3 separate regions of the Homo sapiens genome follow, and regions 1 and 3 are each linked to region 2. Evidence: chromatin contacts called from ENCODE Hi-C or POLR2A ChIA-PET data. All regions are on one chromosome and are shown on one strand. Each heading gives the region's core, a stretch centred on a gene start or an enhancer-like site at or near the end of the contact. The rest is flanking DNA. Distances are from core to core; before and after follow the strand shown.

What was found. A loop is a pair of places that touch in the nucleus more often than their neighbours do. ChIA-PET counts read pairs that join two places held with the same protein, here RNA polymerase II (POLR2A). Pooled maps may share reads with other maps.
Region 1: a map of naive thymus-derived CD4-positive, alpha-beta T cell shows a loop between it and region 2 (20-fold over the local background). The contact joins the promoter of YME1L1 here to the promoter of BAMBI in region 2. A Hi-C loop is called at or near these places in 1 of 168 maps with a recorded cell type or tissue (naive thymus-derived CD4-positive, alpha-beta T cell) and 5 of 50 pooled maps. POLR2A ChIA-PET finds 5 or more read pairs at or near these places in 1 of 52 experiments (activated B cell).
Region 3: a loop to region 2 is called in a map of gastrocnemius medialis, with 10 times the contacts of the local background. The contact joins the promoter of ABI1 here to the promoter of BAMBI in region 2. A Hi-C loop is called at or near these places in 2 of 168 maps with a recorded cell type or tissue (gastrocnemius medialis and naive thymus-derived CD4-positive, alpha-beta T cell) and 8 of 50 pooled maps.

What each region holds. Positions count from the first base shown.
Region 1 is chr10:27,152,382-27,155,680 of GRCh38, reverse strand. YME1L1 (YME1 like 1 ATPase) reads left to right here and starts at 1,297. Exons shown (of 19, transcript NM_014263.4): 1 at 1,297-1,503. The coding sequence starts at 1,471. MASTL (microtubule associated serine/threonine kinase like) reads right to left here and starts at 329. Exons shown (of 12, transcript NM_001172303.3): 1 at 69-329. The coding sequence starts at 254. RefSeq lists silencers at 242-440, 238-447 and an enhancer at 508-567.
Region 2 is chr10:28,675,692-28,679,134 of GRCh38, reverse strand. It overlaps BAMBI (BMP and activin membrane bound inhibitor), which reads right to left and starts at 1,614. Exons shown (of 3, transcript NM_012342.3): 1 at 1,162-1,614. The coding sequence starts at 1,237. RefSeq lists silencers at 717-861, 1,587-2,146.
Region 3 is chr10:26,859,628-26,862,882 of GRCh38, reverse strand. It overlaps ABI1 (abl interactor 1), which reads left to right and starts at 1,925. Exons shown (of 11, transcript NM_001012750.3): 1 at 1,925-2,136. The coding sequence starts at 2,020. RefSeq lists an enhancer at 1,683-1,882 and silencers at 2,203-2,292, 2,403-2,552.

The DNA.
Region 1 (3,299 bases), core at 48-2,547, 1.5 Mb after region 2:
CAAGCCGGTGGGGCAGGAAGGAGGGCCGAAGGGCCTAACCCCTTCCTTGCTACTCGTTGACTTCCTACCTTTACTGCATACAATTTGCCGCCTTTCTGCCCCAGATACACTTTCCCGAAGGCGCCCCGGCTAATGGGCTTCACTATGCTGAATTCCTCAATGGAGGGCGGTTTTGGCACTGCGATCCTATTCACGCCCTCCTCAGTCGCCGCGCCTCCTCCAGGCTCCTTCTTGCTTCCCGCGGTGGGATCCATCGCTGGACAGCATACAGCGGCCCCGCAGACACTGCCCCTCCGCGAGCAGCCACTCCCGCCAACTGGGTTCAAAGTGAGGCTCCGCCCACGCCGCGCGCGGCCGTGACGTCACCCCGCCGCCGCGCCCCGCCCTCGTCACCTCCCCTACGCAGACGCGGACGGAGGGGGCGTCGGGAAAGCCCCGACTTCGCAGCCTTACACTCTTCGTGGGCGGCGACCGCGGCCCCACTGACATCATTCCTCATGAGGGAGGAGGCACAAACAGTTCTGGGCCGACCAGAAAAAGGACGACTGGGACTTGACTCTGAATCGCAGGATTTGAAGAGATTTCTCCTGGCTTCCCAACGAGGCTGGTGGGAAGCGGTCCTCCTCCCATACACGACCTCCCACCCTCGCGAGGCGTAGAAACCAGTTCTGACTGTACAGTAAAGCGAGGGCCAGGGCTGAGGTCTGGAAGCTAATGAAAGCACAGAAAGTGTCGAAACTGGATGAGCAGGAAGCGAGTGGCCTCCCCTGTCATCTGACGTTTTCCCAGGATGTAATTTGCCTGACTGAAACAGATCAGGACCAACAGGGAGAGTTTTCGATTTAGTGTGAGGAAAAGAGCACTAAATTGTAGCAAAAGACCTTATTGCTCAAGGCCCAGTCAGAAGATTTCATAAGGAAGCTGTAGAAAGTCTTAAGAGGAAATCAGCCGGGCGTGGTGGCGGGCACCTGTAATCCCAGCTACTCGGGAGGCTGAGGCAGGAGAATCGCTTGAACCCGGGGAGCAGAGGTTGCAGTGAGCCGAGATCGCGCCACTGTACGCCAGCCTGGGCGAAAGAACGAAACTCCGTCTCCAAAAAAAAAAAAAACGAAGAAAAAGTCCAAAGAGGGTAAAGGCTGTTCTCCCCTTAAAAAACAGCTAAAGACCTTTGGGGGCGCTGCTCCTTGTAAATGTCAACTACTTCCGCGGGAAAGAACGCGCAGGCACTTGGCCTTGTGGGCGCTCACTTGCCCCGGAAGTACTGTTGAGTTAGCGCCTCGCCTTCCGGGGCGGATTGTCTGTCGTTGCAGTAGCTGTAGGAAGGGGAGGCCATTTTCCGTTTCTGGGAGGAGTGAGGGGCAACGGGTCGGAGAAAAAGGAAAAAAGAAGGGCTCAGCGCCTCCCCGCCGGGCCGTGGACAGAGGGGCACAGTTTCGGCAGGCGGGTGAGGTCGCTGAGGGCCCGCCGGAGATGTTTTCCTTGTCGAGCACGGTGCAACCCCAGGTAAGCCAGGCATTCAGCCCATTTTTTTTCCTCCCGCCCTGCCCGTGGCTGTTTGCAAATTGCGCTCGTGGAAGCGATTTCTCAGAAGGGACTCTAGAAATGAAGTGATGTACTCAATGCGAATCCCAGGATTGAGGAGTGGATCAGGGGACGACGCTGAGAGTGGGCCGGAGACTTCAGTGCTGACGATGAAGCTGTTGAGGGCAGAGGCGGGATGTGAGCTCAGTGATAGAGAGAGACCCTGGCTTATCGAACTGATTGCGTGGAATTTCTGCTAGAGAATCCGTCCGGCATTGTTCAGTGTCCGGCGTTCTGGGGTGGGAAAATGTCTGTACCATACATTAAAGGGAGCAGGTAATGTTCCCTTTTTTCCGACTTTCCAGTGGCTTTAGTGTTCACAGCCCCTATCCCCTGCTCTTTATTTCCTTTTAAATGGAATTTAAATTTAACCCAAACATGGTATAATATTTCGGATGGCCAGCCATGCAAGTTTTTTTCTCATTTTGACCAGAAGTAACTAAAATGTGTATTTCCGAGTCGTAAACTGTTTGCAGTTAAAATTTTGATTCAGCCTCATCCTCATCGTTTTGTAAAACAAAAGGTAGTGAAGAGAAAAATGATTTCAAGGGTTTTCATTACGCTCTTGGGCAATCACTTGTGACAATGTTTTATTCTTGCTTCATTCCAGTCTCTTTTTTTGATGGTAACATTTTAATAGATTTTTTGAGAGTTCCTACAGTTTTGCAAAGAAATAGTTTTTAAAACATTGAGTTTTTTTAAAACATAATTTTTAAGAAAATCGACACTCTTAGGTTCTTGATTTAAGCATATGATTGTGTTCCTTTGTGTAACTTTTACTCCCCCTCATTTTAAGAATTTTTAATTTTTTGTGCTAGTACTGGCTAACAAACTGAAGCAGCTGCTTGTTATTGGGCATCAGTTATGTACCAGGTGAGCAAAGCAAATGTGGAATCTTCTCTTAATATTGATATGAAGTAAATATGAGTAGGACTTAGCAAGGTGAAGAGTGAACAGGTATCACAGGCATACAGAAAAATACCTGGAGGTCCTGAGTTAGGAAAGGGTTTAGCAGGTTGAAGGAACAAAAATAAGGCTAGTGTGGCTAGAACATAGTAGTTAAAGGGGGTAGTGACAGAAGAGGTTGGAGAAAAGACTTGAGGCAGATCATACAGGGAGTAAAGGATATATTATGGCTGATTTCATTTTAAGTGTATTGGGAACCATTGAAAGTTTTAAAACATGATTAGATTTTCATTTTTAAGAGATGACTGGCTTTTGCTATATGGAGAATAGGAGAGGGCAAGAGTGGAAGATGTTATCAGCTAAAAATACCCACCCACCCCCCAATTAAAGCTGTTGCAGTGGTTATGGAAAGAAGAGAATGAGATATATTTTGAAGAAAGTGGAATTGCATGAGAGATCAGAGAGATGATGGGGAGAGGTGTTTCTGGGTTTGATCAGATGAATGCATTGAAGGTGCTATTTACCAAGATGACAGTGTCTGGAGAAGTCCTAGTAATTGTTTGAAAAAGAAGTCTGACATGGCCTATTGAATATGGTATTGAAGTTTTTGAAACTCAACTCTTTGCCTTAGTTCACATCAAGAGGCCTGATTTTAGGAGAATTTACCATCAACTGAATGGACAGTTAGTAGTATGTGATGTTGGTAGAGATGATAAAGGGATTTTTATGTACCCTAGGCAGTCTTAACAGGGCTCAAATATAGTGAGGACTCTCAGGCATTTCTTGCTTTGAAGGATGGTAACACATTTGGA
Region 2 (3,443 bases), core at 365-2,864:
AAGGGCTGTTATTTAGGGTTAATTACACCCTTCCTTCCAAAATAAATAAATACTGTAGCACATCATCCTCGCTGGGCTAGCTTATGCTTTAACCTCATGCCTGCTACATAGCAATTAAAGAGAAGTAGGGGGCTGCAAAGACTAAACTGCTTCCTACTTAAAAAAATTATCTGTTCACAGAACAGTAGGTAGATTTCACAGCAGGGAGGTGAGGAGAACCTTGAAATTCGGAGACAGTTCGGGTTATTTCTTTCTAAAAGGTGAAAGCCTGCAGAGGAAAGAAGAAACTGACCCGCTGCCTTTTTTTTTTTTTTGGTCCTGTTTGTAAAATATGAGGTGAGTGGCAGTGAGACGCTGACAGAGCCTACTCCTCCCGGCTGCTGAAAAGCAACACAACACACACTTCTGCACACCTCGGACACCTAAACTCTCAGGGAGACCCACACACTCGCTCGCACACAGAGAGATGTACGCAGAGACACACTCACACAGAGACTCAGATGCACATTCAGAGATACAAAGACACTTAGAGACAGACACAGAAATGCATTCAGAAAGACACACTCAAGATCAGAGATACAGAGACTCACACATTCAGAGACACAAAGACTCAGAAAGAGACACAGAAATGCATTCAGAGATACATTCAAAGAGACACAGAGATACGCTGAGTGATACAGAGGTTCAGACACACTTTCAGAAACACAACGACACTCAGAGACACAAAAATGCATTTAGGGATACTGAGACTCAGAGACACACTCACAGAAATACACCCTGAGGCACTCACACAGACACGCTGAGGGCACGCGGCAGCTACAGGCCAGGATCTGCGATTCCTCCCGGCCGCCCGAGCCCCCAGGGTGCGGAAGCGGCGGCGTCGAGGCCGAGACTCCGGCCCCGCTCCCCGCTGGGCTGCAAACGCGCCGCTCCCCGCAGGCAGAGCCAGGAGGACCCTCTGATCAGCGCCTGCCCTTAGATCGGAGTCCGCATCCACGCGCCAGGCCACCGCCGCGACTTCTAAGAACACAGCAACTTGTCGCGACCTGCGGCTCCGGCGCAGGAGGGAGCCTCGCCTGCCGCTAACAAAGCCTCTGCAGCCGGCTCCAAAGCCCCGCGGCGAGGACGGGACCCCGGGCCCCGTGCGCCCCCGGCACCCACCTTTGGTGAGCAGCACGGCCATGGCGCAGAGCTCCAGCTGCAGCCAGATGAAGATGTAGCTGGAGTGGCGATCCATTGACGCCCCGCACGGCCGCGGCGCCCCCGCCGGCTTCCGGAGCCCCGGCTCGGCGGCAGCCTACGACCCCCGGAGCGCGCAGGGCATGGGCCCTGCCCGGAGCGGCGGGCGCCGTCAGCGGCGGGGCTGGGTTTCGGGCCGCTGCCGGAGCATGGAGCGCGGCTACAGGGCGCGCCCAGGAGCCCAGAAAAGTTTCCCGGTCCCCCGTCGGCGGCCACTGGCTCCCTTGCCCCGCTCGACTCTAGGGACGCACGCTAGCCCCGGGTCGGGAGTGGGCTCCCGGCCTTCAGTCCCCGCTAGCGGCCGTTCTCAGCGAAGAGAGTAGGGTCTCCACAGCACGCAAGGGTATCCGCCGCAGCTCCCGCCCGCGCCAGCCCAGGTCTCTCCGGCTCCGCGCCGTAAATAGCGCCCCGCGCCGGGAGCCGGCCTGCACCGCCCCGCCTCGCCCCGCCCCACGGCGTCCGATTGGCCGCCGGGCTCCTGTCAATCCGCCCCGCAGCGGGGGGCGGGCCCAGACGCGAGCGCTGGGGGACCTGCCCGGCGGCTCCGAGCGGCGCCGGCGTCTGGGGCGCCCGGCTGGGGCGCCCGGCTGGTGCGCTGCCGTCTCCCGCGCTCCCCCTTGCGGAGGCCTGCGCGTCAGTGACCTTCGCGAGGCGCCGGGGGAGCCCAGCCCCGGGACCGGCTCGGGAACCCGCCTCCGAGACCCTGACGGCTCAGCCTCGGGTGGTCAGCGTTCCCCAGCGCGGGGCTTCTTTTGGGTGCCCCCCGAAACACGCAGGGGGTCCGTGTGGTCGTCCTCCCCGGCCGCACTGCGTTTTCTGGAACCCCCAGGGGCGAGTGACAATGCCCCGGCCTGTGCAGGTGGCGGAGGAGGGTTCGGGTGGGAGCCCGGGGGAGGCGGCCCAGCGCTGGGGTCTGCATTCAGCCTTCGCCCCCCACCCCCTCAGCGTGTCCGCCTCGAGCTGCCCGCCATGGGATCAATAAAGCCCAGACAGACTGACTGTTGATCCGTTAGGAGCCGCTAGGTTCTCCCGGGTACGCGGGACGAGTAGCGGGCTAGAGACACTTAACGAAAATTAGCAAATCCAAAAGCACCCGGCGCCAACGAGACGACACTGGCCGAGACTGACACTCAATTAACCACCCCCCAAACAATGGCTGGCAAACACGCCGGCTGACCCTGATCAATATCAGCCCCGCAGTGATCTCCTCCTTGAGATGCTAATTCATTTATTAGGGATCGCGGGGCTGCCCTTCCCAAGGTACTCAAGGTGGTCTTGCTGTAGTTTTGTTTCCCCCTCCGCTTTGGAAGGAATTAAGGTTAAAACTCATTATCTGAGGGAATGTTCTTTTATCCTCTCCCTCCAAAACCTGAGATGAACAAAAGTCGACCATTTGCAAAATTCTTCTTGAGAATCTGCCAGAGCTTCCCTACCGGATATGTCAAAAGGGGGTGGGGGGTGGGGAAGGAAAGAAAGAGAAGCACATTTCATGCTAAGGTGAGAATTATAAAGACAAATCCTTTAGGACTAGAGTGCAGACATGAGCTTTGAGACTAAGAAAAATGTACATATGTCTTGAGGACTGAAAGTCAAGGCGAACATATCTCAAACGCCTAACCTTTTAAAGTTGTTGAAAGTCTGCAGAGCTGCAGGATGTAGTTAATGAAATTGTCTTTGAAAAATAATGTTTATGTGCAGAAAAATAAAATAATTTCATAAACTGATGCTCAGACCATTACTTCTCTAGATCAAAATTGCATCTAAAAGGAGAGAAGGAGAAATCCAGTAGAAGTTTTAAAAGAAAATTAAACTGGTTAGGGCACCAGGTAAACAGCAGGTTTCTCAGAAAAGTTTCTCAAGGGGCGTGCTGACAAGGCAGTCCTGGGGCCGAGTTTGATTAGAACTTCCTGGCTACTAGAACCTTGACAAGTTAACAATTGTAAGGGTTTTATGCAGACAAGACTTTTTTTTTTTTTTTTTTTTTTTTTGAGACGAGTCTGGCACTGTCGCCCAGGCTGGAGTACAGTGGCGCGATCTCGGCTCACTGCAACCTTCCGCCTCCCGGGTTCAAGCCATTCTCCTGCCTCAGCCTCCTGAGTAGCTGGGATTACAGGCACCTGTCTCCACGCCTGGCTAATTTCTGTATTTTTATAGAGACGAGGTTTCGCCATGTTGGTCAGGCTGCTCTCGAACTTCCGACCTCG
Region 3 (3,255 bases), core at 676-3,175, 1.8 Mb after region 2:
AACTCCTTAACCTATCTAAGCTTAAATTTCCTTATTTGATAAGGAAGGAAAATAATATTTATATTATCTGTCTCTCAGAGTTGTGAGAAGAAATCTGACAGTACTTTTTATTTGTATTTATCATCATCATCATTATTATTCATTCATTGCTCAACTGCATGGACAGTACGTTGAAAATAGTAAATTAGTATCACCTCCCTAATCACTTCCCCAATGTTGTTGAAATGTGTCAATATTTGAATATATACAAACTGAGTGATTTCTACAGTTAAACCTCAAGTAGAGACCAAGATCAATAATACATTAAATTTTAATAACTTGGATTAAGTCGTGTTTGGGTTAACGATAAATATCAAAAGATAACTATTACACCTATTCCAGATAATAAATGTATTACTTTCCATAATATCTGGAATAGGTATAATAGTTATCTTTTGATAGATTCCTTGATGGAGAATCTGGTGGCAAGGGGAAGTTAACGTTTTTAGTAGGAAACTGAGTTTTTCCTTTCAGAGGTCGAAGAGGGAAACTGGTTCCCTGGGGCCCTGAATAAGGCCCCAGTAAAGGCAATATTCAATAAATACCTGGTGCTGGCAATTTTTAATTTGGTTGAGTGATGTTTTTACTCCTAGTTATTTTGATTCTAAATGACTTTATGGAGATACATGAACATATGTCCAAAGTCTTTGGACAACACTTTTCATAGCTGATTATATCCGAAGCATTTAATGTTCCTGTTGAAGTGAAGAGCTTGAAATATAGGGCCTTTTGAGACTATTCCAAAGCAGGTGATAAAAACAAAACAAAACAAAAATCCAGGAGCAAAAAACGAAGGATCAGGGTGGGTGGCTCATGATTGTAATCCTAGCAGTTTGGGAGGTTGAGGCAGAAGGATTGCTTGAGGCCAGGGGTTCGAGACGAGCGAGGGCAACATAATTTGATCCCTGTCGCTATAAAAAATTAAAAAGCTCAGCCAGGTGTAGTGACCGACGCTTGTAGTCCCAGTTACTCTGGAGGCTGAGGCAGGAGGATCGCTTGACTTTAGGAGGTCTAGGCTGCAGAGACCCATGATTGTGCCCCTGTACTCCAGGCTGGGTAACAGTGAGATCCTGTCTCAAACAAGCAAACAACTCCCACCCCTAAAAAAACGTGCACATGACCTTAAAAGTGTAGGAAGATTACATGATAAGGAGAGTCAGAGAAAAGAGAAATTAGGACAGGAAAGCACTACAAGCTATGTATGTTTATTTTATAATTGAGTCTTTAAGGGTACGGAGTATTCGTACTCAACTTGTACCCCCAGTGTCTAGTACGCTGCTTGGTAAACAGCTGGCAATCAAGAAATGTTTGCTAAATTTTAAATGAATTGATGGGGGCGGAACTTCAGAAAGTAAAGCCTGACTCGCTTTATTTCTAAGAAGGCAGAGGAAGTAAAAATCTAGTTTTCCGTACTCTGTCCCCTTTTTAATCCTTCTCTGAATGGGTGTCCTTGATTCACTGACATTTCCTAATTAACCAAGTTCTGCCAAGTTTCACATGAAACTTGGGGAACCGATTTCATTCCCCCAGTATCACCCTGTGGCGCCACCTTCCGGAGCTGTGAGGAAACTCCGGACTTCCCCCCAACACCGCCCCCTCCCTCCACCCTCGGTCTCCGCTTTCTGCGCTCTGCCGCGTTGGTTTTCGGAGGTGTCTGGGCGCATGCGCTTTGGACGGGCCGCCTAGCCTAGGAGAGACTACAATTCCCAGAAGACAGTGCGAAAGAAAAAAAAAATCCCGCGGTCCGTGGGGGTGGGAGAAATAAACGCTCGCGAGAGAACGAGGTTCAGGCGGCTGCACGAAGGGGGTGGAGGGGGGCTGGAGAGAGTGAGGAGGAAGGGGAGGAGGTGCCGTCCCACAATACCAGGCGGGAGGGCGGGTAGGCGGTTTGTATCCGGGCTGTGAGGTGCTCGGAGCCTCGGCGGACCTTGCTGCCTCTGTCTCTTTAACGCGAGAGGAAGCGATGCAGAGGGGTGGAAAATGGCAGAGCTGCAGATGTTACTAGAGGAGGAGATCCCGTCTGGCAAGAGGGCGCTGATCGAGAGTTACCAGAACCTGACTCGGGTGGCAGACTACTGTGAAAACAACTACATACAGGTGAGGCGCTCTGGCGGCCGGCGGGCGCTGGCCGGGTCGAGGACCCGCCGGAGTGACCAGCCCACTGGGCGGGGTGGGGAACTGCCCTGACCTCAGCGGCTGCCACCAACCCGAGCCCCTACCGCAGCCCCAACCCCAGCCCCAACCGGGGACAGAGCGAGTGGCCGGGCTGAGGGAGTCGGGCTGCGATACAGGAAGTGGCTGTGGTGGTGGAAACCGATAGAAGGGGAGAGAGAAAATGGGCGAGGGAGCCGGGAGCCCGCCGCTGCCGCAGCCCGGCGCCCCCCTCGCGTCCGCTTCCCCCAGGGCCCGGCCACCGGGGTCGCGCGCCCCCCAGGTAGCCTCCAGTCCGCAGGGCTGGAGTCCCGGAATACCCCCGAGCTGCCGCCGCGCCGCCTCTCTGCGCCGGGAGAGGAGGTCCAGGACGGGAGAGGGGAGAGGAGAGGGCAGGGACGAGGCTGAAGCCGCAGAAGGGAGAGGACCAGCGGGGTGTGTGTTGTGTGTCGGCGGAGGGTGGGGTGGGGGCGATTATGTCAGTTTCAGCCCCCAGAGGGTGTGTCTTTTATTTATTTATTTATTTAAAAAAAATTTGTCATGAGTCACATTACACCGACCTCCCGGAGGAGAGGAGGAAGCGGGTGTGGGGAGTGAGGGAGGGCGTTTGAGAGAAGTTCATCTTAAAATTCCTTTAATTGAAGGTTTGTAAATCTGTCTGCTTGTCCATTTTCAAGTCGGGTTTTTTTTATTTTTTTCCCCCTCTCATCGTTTTCACTTCCGCCCCACCATAATGTATTCTAAGAGGTTGTTAGGGCTGCTATCATTAATTATCAAACACGAATTGTTCTTAACTCCTTGGAAAAACGGCTTACCCTCCCTTCTCCCAAAAGTTCTTGAGCTGTAGGCTTCATAAGTAACTTAAAATAGACTGGTGTCATCGCCGGTTGCTTATTTTCTGAGGTTTCTCTCTTAACAAGCTAAGTAAATGTATAGTATGTGAATCCAAATACAGAAACGAACAGAGGTAGCCTCTGAACTACAACGTAAAAATATCTGTTATTGTAAATTAGAAAACTCTTGGGACTTTGTGACAGATGCTTGTTTGTTCGTTTCTCTTTGGAT